Linked DNA regions of Homo sapiens: region 2 is linked to region 1. A link is a contact called in ENCODE Hi-C or POLR2A ChIA-PET data. All regions are on one chromosome and are shown on one strand. The core of a region is the stretch at or near the end of the contact, and the rest is flanking DNA. Distances in the headings are between cores, read along the strand shown. Region 1 has its middle 44 kb from the start of LAT. Region 2 holds the start of SPNS1 (SPNS lysolipid transporter 1, lysophospholipid).

Region 1 (6,465 bases), core at 2,215-4,714:
GCATAGCGAGACCCCATCTCTACAAAAAATACAGAAATTAGCCGGGTGTGGTGGTGCACACCTGTAGTCCCAGCTACTCGGGGGGCTGAGGTGGGAGGATCGCTTGAACCTAGGAGGTTGAGGAGGCTATAGTGAACTATGATAGCATCACAGAACTCCAGCCTGGGTGACAGAGGGAGACCCTATCTCAAAAAAGAAAAGAAAAGCCTTGGCATGGTGGTTCATGCCTGTAATCTCAGCACTTTGGGAGGCCAAGGCAGGCGGATCACCTGAGGTCAGGAGTTTGAGACCAGCCTGGCCAACATGGTGAAACCCTGTCTCTACTAAAAATACAAAAATTAGCTGGGTGTGGTGGCGGGCCCCTGTAGTCCCAGCTACTCAGGAGGCTGAGGCAGGAGAATCGCTTGAACCTGGGAGGTGGAGGTTGCAGTGAGCCGAGATTGTGCCACTGCACTCCAGACTGGGCAACAAGATTGAAACTCCACCTCAAAATAAATAAATAAATAAATAAATAAATAAATAAATAATAAAATAAAATATAAAATAGGGTTATGCTGTTTTCTTCCACGCCGATACCCTGTGCCCTGTCCTATTTGCTCCATGTTGAGTGCCTGGCATGGCTCCTGACACCCAGTCCCCAGACACTGGGGCATGAGCAGGGCATTGAGGAGGACCTGAACACCCAGGGCAGGCACCCAGAGAAGTGCTCCTTGTAATGCAGACTCTGAAGTCACTGGCAGCGGGAGGTGAGAGCTGCTTGAACGTGGAAAGAAGTGCTGGCACTCGAAGGGGTCACAGTCACTTTTTCCTATTTACCCAACACTTCTCCAGCATTAACTGTGGCCTGCCCTGTCTTAACTGCTTTATAAATATCACTTTATTTATCTTTTTCCTTTATTTTAAAATTTGTTTTTAAGAGACACAGTCTTACTTCGTCACCCAGGCTGGAGTGCAGTGGTGTGATCATGGCTCACTGCTGTCTTGAACTGTTGGGCTCAAGGGATCCACCTGCCTAAGCCTCCTGCGTAGCTAGGACTACAGGCATGCGCCACCGCACCTGGCTAATTTTTTTTTTTTTTTTGAGACAGAATCTCGCTCTCTTGCCCAGGCTGGAGTGCAGTGGCATGATCTCGGCTCACTGCAACCTCTGCCTCCTGGGTTCAAGTGATTCTCCTGTCTCAGCCTCCCGAGTAGCTGGGACTACAAGTGTGTGCCACCGCGCCCAGCTAATTTTCTGTATTTTTAATAGGGACGGGGTCTCACCGTGTTAGCAAGGATGGTCTCAATCTCCTGACCTCAGATCTGCCCGCCTTGGCCTCCCAAAGTGCTAGGATTACAGGCGTGAGGCACTGCGCCTGGTCCACCTGGCTAATTTTAAAAATTGTTTTGCAGAGATGGGGTCTCACTTTCTTGCCAAGGCTCGTCTTGAACTCCTGGGCTCAAGTGATCCTCCTTTCTCAGACTCCCAAAGTGCTAAAATTATAAGTGTGAGCTACTGCGCCTGGCCCTTTTATTTTCATTAAAAAATTATTATTATTATTATTATTTAGATGGAGTCTCGCTCTGTGGCCCAGGCTGGAGTGCAGTGGCATGATCTTGGCTCACTGCAACCTCCGCCTCCCGGCTTCAAGCAATTCTCCTGCCTCAGCCTCCCGAGTAGCTGAGATTACAGGCACGCTCCACTAGGCTCGGCTAATTTTTTTGTATTTTTAGTAGAGATGCAGTTTCACCATATCGGCCAGGCTGGTCTGGAACTCCTGATCTTGTGATCCGCCCACCTCAGCCTCCCAAAGTGCTGGGATTACAGGCATGAGCCACTGTGCCCAGCAAAAAATTATTTTTTAGAGACAAGTTCTTGCTATGCTGCCCAGGCTGGAGTGCAGTTGCTATTCACAGGTGCAATCCCACTACTAATCAGCACGGGAGTTTTTGTTTGTGTGTTTGTTTGTTTGAGATGGAGTCTTGCTCTGTCACCCAGGCTGGAGGGCAGTGGCACGATCATGGCTCACTGTAGCCTCAAGCTCCTAGGCTCAAGCCATCCTCCTGCTTCAGCCTCCTTAGTAGGCTGGGACCACAAGTGTGTGGCAACACGCTCGGCTCATTTTTAAAGCTTTTGTAGAGATGGGGGTCTTGCTCTGTTGCCCAGGCTGGTCTTGAACTTCTGGTTTCAAAGGATCCTCCCACCTCAGCCTCCCAAAGAGCTGGGATTATAGGCATGAGCCACTGCACTCAGCCCCAGGTCTTTCATTCAATGAATAGGATGTATATTGAGATGGTCTCTGGGGCAGGCCCTGTGGCTGGGCTCTGAGGACAAGCATGGAAATGAGATGCTGGATGGACACTAACAATTACTATCCAACGTGATCAATGGTATAAAGAGCCGAGTTTACTGAGCGTTTACTATGGGCTAGGCCATGTTATAAGCACGTTGCCCTGCTCTTTCTTCGTCCTCACAGCAACCCCCTGAGATATCACTGGCCTCATTTTGAAGATGAGGAAACAGAGGCTCAGACAAGTTCAGTCATTTGCCTATGGTCACAGCAAGCAAATGGCAAATTTGGGATTCACACCTGGGAGCTCTAAGTGTAGGTCTATAGGGGCACATCCCAGAGGGCTTCCTGGAGGAGGTGACACTGCCCCCTGGAGTAGTACAGAAAGGGTAGTTGAGAGAAGGGGAAGGTGTCCTAAGCAGAGGGAACTGCCGATAAAGTCCGGGAGGTGACCAGCCTGGCACCCTGGAGGGGTTGCAGGTAGTTGTGGGGCTGGAGCTGGTGCAGTGCCTGGTCTAGGCTCCTCGGTGGTGGGCAGAGCTGGTGCCCACCCACTCCTTCCTCAGAGGGTGGTCCCTGCTTACCATTCTCAGGGGCTCTGGCTGGGCTGGGCGGAAGGGGCAGGACAGGACTCAGGGCAGGCAGGAGTCCGAGGCTGCAGGGAAGCCATGAAGGCACCATTGCACTCCAGCCTGGGTCACACAGCAAGAACCCATCTTAAAAAAAAAAAAAAGACCCAGGGCAGGACCCCACCTTGCCTGGCCCTTGGGACAGCGTTGAGGCAGGAGCACCAGTCATGGAGGGGCAGGATTGCATGATGAGTCTGCACAGGCTGCCTGAGTTTGCCACCTGCCCTGTCCTTTGCTGGCTCTGTGACCTCGGGCAAGTCACTCTCCCTCTCTGAGTCTCAGTTGCCCCATCTACAAAACAGACAAGAGCAGCTCCTGGGCTTTTGTGAGGATCAGATTTCTTAGCAGATGCAGAGGGCTTAGTGCAGGGCCTGGAAGTAAGTATCTGTGGTGTCAGCTCTTATTAGCACTGAGACAGCGACCGTCAGCAAGTTCTCTGCTTTCCTTAGGGGGAGGGGAGCCCGTGGCAGTTGCAGGGCTAGTGTACCCCCCGGCCACCCTGCAACACCTTGGGATCAGGCCTCGGCCCTTCCCTAGGGCCCAGCCCCGCCACACACTTGGGTCTGAGCCTACTGGGGGTGTCACAGGCAGCTCCCGGCAGCCGGGGGAGGGGTGGGAACCAAGAGAAGTGGTGACTAAGACGGGAACCTGAAATGCACTCACATGGAGGCCTCCCCCAGGGAGGTGGGTTTTCACTCTGCTCTGGTGGGTGACTCATGCGGGGGCAGGCACGGAAGGTGCCAGGACACAGGGGTGACGCGCATCCCTCCCAAGAAGCTGGTGGTGCAGTGGGTTGTGGAGGGCTGGTGGTGTCTCCCAGATTCTGGGGGCGGAGGGATAGACTCTGTGACTGGGAGGCCTGGAGTCAGAAAGATCTGGGTTCCAGTTCCAGCCCTGTTAGCTTTGTGACCTTGGGCAAGCAACTTCCCTTCTCTGTGCCTCAGTTTGCCGGTCTGTAGCATCAGGTTCATCTCACATCCACATCCCAGCACTGAGTCCATCCTATTGTGCTTTATTGGCTCTTGGCCACTCCCCTCCTCAAGAACCTGCACTGGCTCCACATTACCCAACAACGAAATGCAGCCCTTCTCTGTTAGGGGTGGTGAGAAGGGCCAAGGAGGAAACACATTTATGGAATATCTGCTCTGGGGCCTTGGGCTTATTTATTTATTTTATTATATTTTTTTAGGGTGGAGTCTTGCTATGTTGCCCAGGCTGGAGTGGAATGGTGCAATCTCAGCTCACTGCAATCTCCACCCCCCAGGTTAAAGTGATTCTCCTGCCTCAGCCTCCTGAGTATCTGGGATTACAGGTGCCTGCCATCCTGCCTGGCTTATTTTTATATTTTTAGTAGAGACAGGGTTTCACCATGTTGGTCAGGCTGGTCTCAAACTCCTGACCTCAAGTGATCCACACACCTCGGCCTCCCAAGGGAGGGGATTACGGATGTGGGCCACTGCACCTGGCCCTGGGCTTATTTGAACCCCACACAAACCTATTTTACTGCTGAGAAAGCCAGCTCCCTGCAGGTGTCCAAGTCACCCAGGGCCACTCTGGGGGCAAAGCTGGGCTTCAAACCCTTGTCCGTCCCTCTCCATCCCCCAGAGTCCATCTCTCTCCTGCCCACACAGCTTCAAATCCAGTCAATAAAATGGCAGGAGTTTAAATGTGAGCATGTTTTTATTACAAAGAAGAATAAAAGAGAAAAGCAGAGAAAACTACCAATTGCTCTTCAGGGTCTCACCTCCTCGCAGGTAACATATGGTGACAATGTCTGGCTTACTCCTGAGTGCTGACACCAGAAGACAGCTGTTAAGAAGAGGTGGTGGGTGTCCCCTCCCCCTTGCCCTTTTAGCCAAGCTGAACCTTGGTGACACTATGAGTAAGTTATAAACGTACCTTAACTCGGCTCTGGGGTCTTCATTCTGTGCCTCCTAACTTACATGTATGTTACATGCCATTTTGTGTGCACAAAATTGTTTGTAGAGGCACCAACCCCTGACGGTTTCAAAGATGAGTCCAGCGGATCATCAGATAAAGTGAAACGAATAATGGGAATTCCAATGTTAGCTAAACTATTCTAGGTTATAGAAAAAGAAACTATTGGATTTTTTTTATGAAGGCAGCATGACCTTCCTAGAAAAATCTCATAAACATAGTAGGCCGGGCACGGTGGCTCATGCTTGTAATCCTAGCCTATGGAAGGCCGAGGAGGATGGATCACCCGAGGTCAGGAGTTCGAGACCAGCCTGGCCAACATGGTAAAACCCTGTCTCTACTAAAAATACAAAAATTAGCCGGGCATGGTGGCAGGTGCCTGTAATCGCAGCTACTTGCTATTCAGGAGGCTGAGGCAGGAGAATCGTTTGAACCCAGGAGGTGGAGGTTGCAGTGAGCCAAGATCACGCCATTGCACTCCAGCCTGGGTGAGAGAGTGAGACTCCCTCTCAAAAAAAAAAAAAAAGGAAAATCTCACAAACATAGTAAACCAACAAGCAAATTACAACAAGAACAAAAAAACCAAAAACAAGCCAAGAAGAGGAGGTTGAAGATTAATTATTTGGGTGTAAAAATTCTAAATAAAATGTTAATAAAATACAATTATATATCCAAAGGTAACATATCTTGAGCAGTTTACTTCAGGAATGATCAAGTACGGTAATTGATCAATATAATTGCATAGGGAAAGTACAATGTGATCACATCAATTGGTGTTGAGAAGTCAGCTGGAAAATTCAACAGCTTTTTCTAAAAAAAGAAAAACAAGGCCAGCCGCAGTGGCTCATGCCTGTAATCCCAGCACTTTGGGAGTCCAAGGCGGGTGGATCACGAGGTCAGGAGATTGAGACCTCAATCTGGCTAGCACAGTGAAACCCCGTCTCTACTAAAAATGCAAAAAATTAGCTGGGCGTGGTGGCGGGTGCCTGTAGTCACAGCTACTCGGGAGGCTGAGGCAGGAGAACGGTGTGAACCCAGGAGGTGCCTGTAATCCCAGCATTTTGGGATGATCGTTTGAGCCCAAGAGTTTGAGACCAGCCTGGGCAACATAATGAGTCTCTGTCACTACAAAAAAAAAAAAATTAGCTTGGCAGGTGGTGCATGCCTTTGGTCTCAGCTACTCGGGAGGCTGAGGTGGGAGGATCACTTGAGCCTGGGTGGTTGGGGCTGCAGCAAGCTGTGATTGTGCCACTGTACCACTCCAGCCTGGGTGACAGAGCAAGATCCTGTCTTAAAATAAAATAAAAATAAAAACATAAACTACCTAAATATCATGAAGTTTCTTTGCTAAAACTTAACAGAAAAAATCACTCTAAATACGAAAGCCATTTCCTTTAAAATCACAACAAAATGGTGTTTTGGAGGCTCTATTACATATGCCAGAACAAGAACAAAAATAAATACTACTGAAATAAAAGAGAGAATTTGTGTGTGTGTCTGTGTATGTGTGTGTGTGTTTTGAGATGGAGTCTCACTCTGTCCCCCAGGCTGGAGTGCAGTGGTGCAATTTCGTTTCATTGCAGCCTCCACCTCCTAGGTTCAAGTGATTCTCCTGCCTCAGCTTCCCA
Region 2 (6,465 bases), core at 2,251-4,750, 55 kb before region 1:
AACCCTATCTTTACTAAAAATACAAAAATTAGCTGGGCGAGATGGTTGGGGCCTATAATGTCAGCTACTTGGGAGGCTGAGGCAGGAGACTCACTTGAACCTGGGAGGCAGAGGTTACAGTGAGCTGAGATCATGCCATTGCACTCCAGCCTGGGCTACAGAGTGAGACTCCGTCTCAAAAAAAAAAAAAAAAAAAAGTAAACTGGTGAAAGTACAGCTACTCCATAGACAGAGTAGGACATTCCTGAAAGTAAGAAGGGGAAGGCATCCACCTTATGTACAAGACTCATATATATGGGGAGATGTGCTCTGCTACAAGGGTTTGTGATAAAGGATTTTTTTTTTTTTTTTTTTTGAGATGGAGTCTCGCTCTGTCGCCCAGGCTGGAGTGCTGTGGCACGATCTTGGCTCACTGCAACCTCCGCCTCCTGGGTCCCAATTTAAGCAATTCTCCTGCCTCAGCCTCCTGAGTAGCTGGGATTACAGGAACACGCCACTATGCCCAGCTAATTTTTGTATTTTTAGTAGAGATGGGGTTTCACCATGTTGGCCAGGCTGGCCTTGAACTCCTGACCTCGTGATCCGCCTGCCTTGACCTCCCAAAGTGCTGGGATTACAGGCATAAGCCACTGCGCCCGGCTAATTTTCTTAATTACTATATTTAGCAAGAATCAATATTGTTATCTTTAAAGCAAAATTAGGAATGCTTTGTTCTCCATATATTGGGATATCTGGACACTCCCAAGTCTGGGTCTGTTTAGTAAACATTATATTATTATTATTTGAGATGGAGTTTTGCTCTTGTTGCCCGGGTGGGAGTGCAGTGGTGCTCTCTCAACTCACTGCAGCCTCTGCCTCCCAGGTTCAAGTGATTCTTCTGCCTCAGCCTCCTGAGTAGTTGGGATTACAGGTGTGTGCTACCATGCCCGGCTAATTTTTTTTTTTTTTTTTTGAGACGGTGTCTCACACGGTTGCCCAGGCTGGAGTGCAGTGGCACAATCTCGGCTCACTGCAGCCTCTGCCCCCTGGGTTCAAGCAGTTCTCTGCCTCAACCTCCCGAGTAGCTGGGATTGCAGACGCCCACCACCACGTCTGGCTAATTTTTTGTGTGTGTTTTTAGTAGAGATGGGTTTTCACCATCTTGGCCAGGCTGGTCTTGAACTCCTGACCTTGTGATCCACCCGCCTCGCCCTCCCAAAGTGTTGGGATTACAGGCGTGAGCCACTGCGCCCGGCCTAGTAAACGTTATTGTTTCCTTAACCATAAACATGTCGAGTCTAGGAATGCCTTACTTTCTGTAATTCAGTCCAGCAAGTCCCAGCCTTATTTTCCTAACCGTCACTCAAGATGGAGTCACTCTGGTCCGAACGTCTCTGACAGTTCATTCCTTTTTCTTGTTAAGCTATTCCCGTTGTATGAATAGATTATGCCCCTGTTGATGGACATGTGGATTCTTTTCATTTTTGGGCTATTATGAATAATGCATTTATGAACATTCATATACAGGTTTTTGTTTGGACACGTTTTCATTTCTCATTGGTGGTTACCTAGGAGTGGAATTGCTGGGTCATATGGGAAGTGTATATTTAATTTTTATTTATTTAGTTTTTTTGTAGAGATGAGTCTTGCTTTGTTGCCCAGGCTGATCTTGAACTCCTGGGCTGAAGTGATCCTCCCACCTCAGCTTCCCAAAGGGCTAGGATTACAGGCATGAGCCACTGTGCCTGGCCAAAAACACAATTTTTAAAATGGACAAAAGAGCTGGGTGCAGTGGCTCACACCTGTAGTCCTAGCATTTTGGGAGGATGAGGTGGGAGGATTGCTTGAGTTCAGGAGTTCCAGACTAGCCTGGACAACATAGCGATAACTCATCTCTACAAATATAAAAATTAAAATGACACTGGGCATGGTGGCTCACCCCTGTAATCCCAGCACGGTGGGAGGCTGAGGCGGGCAGATCACTTGAGGTCAGGAGTTCAAGACCAGCCTGGCCAACCTGCTGAAAGCCCATCTCTACCAAAAATACAAAAAATTAGCCGGGTGTGGTGGCACGTGCCTGTTATCCCAGCTACTTGGGAGGCTGAGGCACAAGAATCGCTTGGACCCCGGAAGTGGAGGTTGCAGTGAGCCGAGATCCCGCCACTACACTCCAGCTCCAGCCTGGGTGACAGAGCAAGCGTCTGTCTCCAAAAAAAGAAAGAAAGAAAAAAAAAAAGAGTTCTTTACATGGATACAAGTCCTTTGGCAGATAGATGCTTTGTAAATATTTTCATTCAACCTGTGGCTTGCCTTTTCACTTCAGAGGTGCAATTTACAATGCGTATCACTCTCTAGATAAGCTCCACGAGGGAAGGGAGTAAGTCTGCCTTTCCCTGAAACCTGGTAAAATGCCAGGCACATACATGTTCAATAATATCTTGTTGAGGGAATTAAATGCCTGCAACCTGAAGTTCCTGTCCGCCAGGGGAAACCAAGCTTAAGGTTCTGAAACACGAGGCACCTAATATGGGGGGGGGGGGGGGGTTAAAGCCAATTATGGGTATTCGGACTCGAAATAGTTTCTAACAAGGCGTTTTGGGGTTGGGGGATGCTCTCCCCACGAGATTCCAGGATTTCAGTAGAGGGCCTTTAAGGGCTGGTTGAAAGATGGGTCTTGAAGCTGTATTTGCACAGAACTATACTAATTTTACTTAGAGTGCTTTATTAGATGTAGCTTGGAGATTATAGGGTGCCACTAAAGAACCACTCCCAAGTTATCCCTTTGACCCTAGTCCTGCAGCTGGGAGTCTCCTTAGGCTAGGAGCTCCTGCCTGCCCTACAAAAGCCCACCGGAGGGCGCAAGGGCTCCAATCCCGATTGGAGTGAGGAAAAATATGCTCCAGGAGCGGCGGGTGGAGACGCTTCCTTTAATAGGTATTTAAGTGTCCACGGTGAAGGCTCAGGAGTTTACAAGGCTAGCAGGGTTGGGGAATCTCAACAAAGGGCGGGGCGTTGCTCAAGCTCCATCCGTCCGTCCGTCCATCCCTCCGTCCCTCCAATCCTCCATCCATCGCGCTGCTCAAGCTCCATCCATCCATTTATCCATCCATCCATCCATCCTTTATTGAGAGTAAAAAGCCGCCAACCAGACCCTGGGAGGAAGACAGGATGGTTCCCGAGAACTAGGGCTGCTCCTTGGCTTTTAGAGGTATCTACTACTTCCAAAACCTTTTGAGACCCCATTATCCCGTTTGATGAAGATGGAGTCTGCCACGTGGGGGTTCCAGATAAGACAGCTGAGATTCGGAAGGGCAGGCGACTCCACCTAGTCACGGGGACGCTCTTTTTGACGCTCCAGGGACCGCAGGGTCTGGGAAAGTTCCTGGTTACTCCGGCGACCGGCCGGCCGTCACATGACATGTGAGCCCGGGCGGAACGCCCAAGAGGCTTCCGTAGTCGGGTGGCAGGTCACGTGTCGAAGGCTTGCCCGCGGGGACCCCTTCCACCCTGGCTCCCGCGTCACATGACCGGCTTTAAGCAACATGGCGGCTGCCGTGGTGCAGCGCCCGGGCTGAGCGACAGCAAGTGCAGCGGGCTCCTACCCCGGGTGAGGGGTGGCCTCCGCGTGGGATCGTGCCCTCTTCAGCCCGCTCCTGTCCCCGACATCACGTGTATTCCGCACGTCCCCTCCGCGCTGTGTGTCTACTGAGACGGGGAGGCGTGACAGGGCCCGGGTCCCTTCTCAGTGGTGCTCTGTGCTTCAGGGCAAGCTCCCCGTCTCCGGGCGCACTTCCCTCGCCTGTGTTCGGTCCATCCTCCTTTCTCCAGCCTCCTCCCCTCGCAGGTGGGATCGTCGGTGGGACCGGAGCGCGGGCGGGCGCGGCCCCCCGGGACCATGGCCGGGTCCGACACCGCGCCCTTCCTCAGCCAGGCGGATGACCCGGACGACGGGCCAGTGCCTGGCACCCCGGGGTTGCCAGGGTCCACGGGGAACCCGAAGTCCGAGGAGCCCGAGGTCCCGGACCAGGAGGGGCTGCAGCGCATCACCGGCCTGTCTCCCGGCCGTTCGGCTCTCATAGTGGCGGTGCTGTGCTACATCAATCTCCTGAACTACATGGACCGCTTCACCGTGGCTGGTAGGGACTCACTTCTGGGAGGAAGATAGTCTAGGAGAGGGGAGCCAGGGTCCCGAGGGTGGCGCTGCTTTGCCGGACCATCCTGAATTTTCTCCTCAGGCGTCCTTCCCGACATCGAGCAGTTCTTCAACATCGGGGACAGTAGCTCTGGGCTCATCCAGACCGGTGAGTGGGGACCACTCCTGGTCACACAGCCGCTCCTCCTTCTGTTCTGTCTCAAGTGGGGCCACGCGCTGGCCTGTCTAGGGGCTCATTAATGGAGGTTTTGTGGCCAGTTAGGGGAGGTGATGGCCCTGATGTTGCTCGGGGGTCAGCGGGACACCACATTTAAAGAGGGAGTCAGTTTAGTATAACTAAGTATAACTTCACCCAGGTGAAGACAGACCTGGGTTTAAATCTCAGCTCTTCCACTTATTGTGTGATGGTAGGCAAGGCACTCAACCTCTCTAAGCCTCATTTTCCTTGTCTATAAGATGGAACAAGTAATAACACGAATCATCTCTTAGGACTGATGTGAAGATTAACTAAAAGATTGTCTGTGAAGGGCCTAGTGCAGTGTTTGGCACATGGTAGACACCCAGTAAATAATGGCAGGAGGGTTGGGTGTGGTGACTCACGCCTGTAGTCCCAGCACTTTGGGAGGCCAAGATGAGTGGATCACTTGAAGTTAGGAGTTCAAGACCAGCCTGGTCAACATGACGAAACCCCATCTGTACTAAAAATACAAAAATTAGCCAGGCATGGTAGCGAGCGCCTGTAATCCCAGGTACTTGGGAGGCTGAGGCATGAGAGTTACTTGAACCCGGGAGGCAGAGGTTGCAGTGAGCCGAGATCGCACCACTGCACTCCAGCCTGGGTGACAGAGCGAGACTCCATCTCATAAATAAATAAATAAGTAAAGGCAGGAGAGGGTGTCTGGAATGGGGAGAGGTGTGTTTTACTTGTTCACAACTTTGGGACTTGTGGGAGAGGCAAAGCTAGAGCCAAGCCCTTTTTCTTCCTTCCATCCTTCATTCATTTCTCAACCATTTCTGAGTACTCATTGTGTGCCAGGCCTGGAGGAAGTGATGATTACACCTGTAGGACTTTGCGAAGAACTTTTATGCCCCTTGTCTTCTAATCCTTCTATCAGTCAAAAATAGGTGTTACTGTTCCTATTTTATAGAGGAAGTAGGTAGTGATATCTACAGCTTATAAAGAAACTGAGGCTTGGAGAAGAGTTAAGACTTGCCCAGGGTCACACCACCAGTTGGAGGCGGAACAGGAATTTGAAACCAGGTCTTGCAGTGTTCTTTTCTCTACTCCAGGCCAATGAGGAACTGGAGGTATTTGAGGTGAAGTCTGGAGCAATGAGAATGGGATCATAGGGCAAGGTCTTCAAACCTCTGAAGAGTTGTTGAGTTAGAGCAGCAGCTCTTTCTAGGCAGCCGGATTTATTCACTCTCTTCACATGCTTATTGAGCACCTGTTTTGCACTAGGCTGTGTGTTAAGTAAGTGAAAGAAACACAGTCATGGCCAATACAGGCAAGGACCTTGCCTTGGGAGCTGATAGTACGCTATGCATGAGGCAGCAACAGCCAGTAAAACGCTAAACTAAAGTGGGACAGTTTTCCCATAGGGATAAGTGTTATGTAACAGAAAACAGTCCAGGCGCTGTGGCTCACACCTGTAATCCCAGCACTTTGGGAGGCCGAGGCGGGTGGATCACGAGATCAGGAGATTGAGACCATCCTGGCTAACATGGTGAAACCCCATCTCTACTAAAAATACAAAAATTAGCTGGGCGTGGTGGCACGCCCCTGTAGTCCCAGCTGCTTGGGAGGCTGAGGCAGAATTGCTTGAACCTGGGAGGCGGAGGTTGCAGTGAGCTGAGATCGCGCCACAGCACTCCAACCTGACAACAGAGCGAGACTTCGTTTAAAAAAAAAAAAAAAAAAAAAGAGAAAAAAGTAAATGTGAGAGTCAGGTACTGGATGTGTGCTCACCTGGGCAGCATGCTTCACCCTTGGCCCTGGGCAAGTATCTGAGCTGGAACCTGAAGGAACTATGCTCTGTGAAGTTTCAGGGGGAGAGGAGAGAATGTCCTTGATAGAGGAGGCAGTAGGTGCCTAAACCCCTAGTGGTATTGGCCTTGACAATTGGGCCATTGGGATGCAGACAGAGGAAGGGAAAAAGGCTGGCCATGAGTGTGGAGAGGTAGGCAGGGCCTAGATTGGACAGGGGCATTGTGAGCCATGGTATGCATGGAGTTTGGAGCTTGTTTTGGCTAGGTGGAAGGAATTGACAAGTAGTGGGACCATCCATTATACAATGGGAAATCTGGAAAGGTGTTCAAGATGGAGCTGGACC

The links. A loop is a pair of places that touch in the nucleus more often than their neighbours do. ChIA-PET counts read pairs that join two places held with the same protein, here RNA polymerase II (POLR2A). Pooled maps may share reads with other maps.
Region 2: a pooled map shows a loop between it and region 1 (4-fold over the local background). The contact joins the promoter of SPNS1 here to the enhancer-like site in region 1. A Hi-C loop is called at or near these places in 6 of 168 maps with a recorded cell type or tissue (CD4-positive, alpha-beta T cell, CD4-positive, alpha-beta memory T cell, CD8-positive, alpha-beta T cell and 2 more) and 10 of 50 pooled maps. POLR2A ChIA-PET finds 5 or more read pairs at or near these places in 23 of 52 experiments (AG04450, CD4-positive, alpha-beta T cell, CD4-positive, alpha-beta memory T cell and 15 more).

Annotation. Positions count from the first base shown.
Region 1 is chr16:29,025,912-29,032,376 of GRCh38, forward strand. No RefSeq gene overlaps it. Among named protein-coding and RNA genes, the nearest start is that of LAT, 44 kb to the left of the region's middle. RefSeq lists a silencer at 3,311-3,410. Within about 2 kb of position 3,465, at least 2 of the 41 ENCODE cell types and tissues checked have a DNase peak (open chromatin) inside an H3K27ac peak, as active enhancers do.
Region 2 is chr16:28,971,278-28,977,742 of GRCh38, forward strand. SPNS1 (SPNS lysolipid transporter 1, lysophospholipid) reads left to right here and starts at 3,501. Exons shown (of 12, transcript NM_032038.3): 1 at 3,501-4,115; 2 at 4,215-4,280. The coding sequence starts at 3,875. RefSeq lists enhancers at 3,238-3,357, 3,438-3,547, 3,646-3,815, a cis regulatory region at 3,731 and a silencer at 3,768-3,857.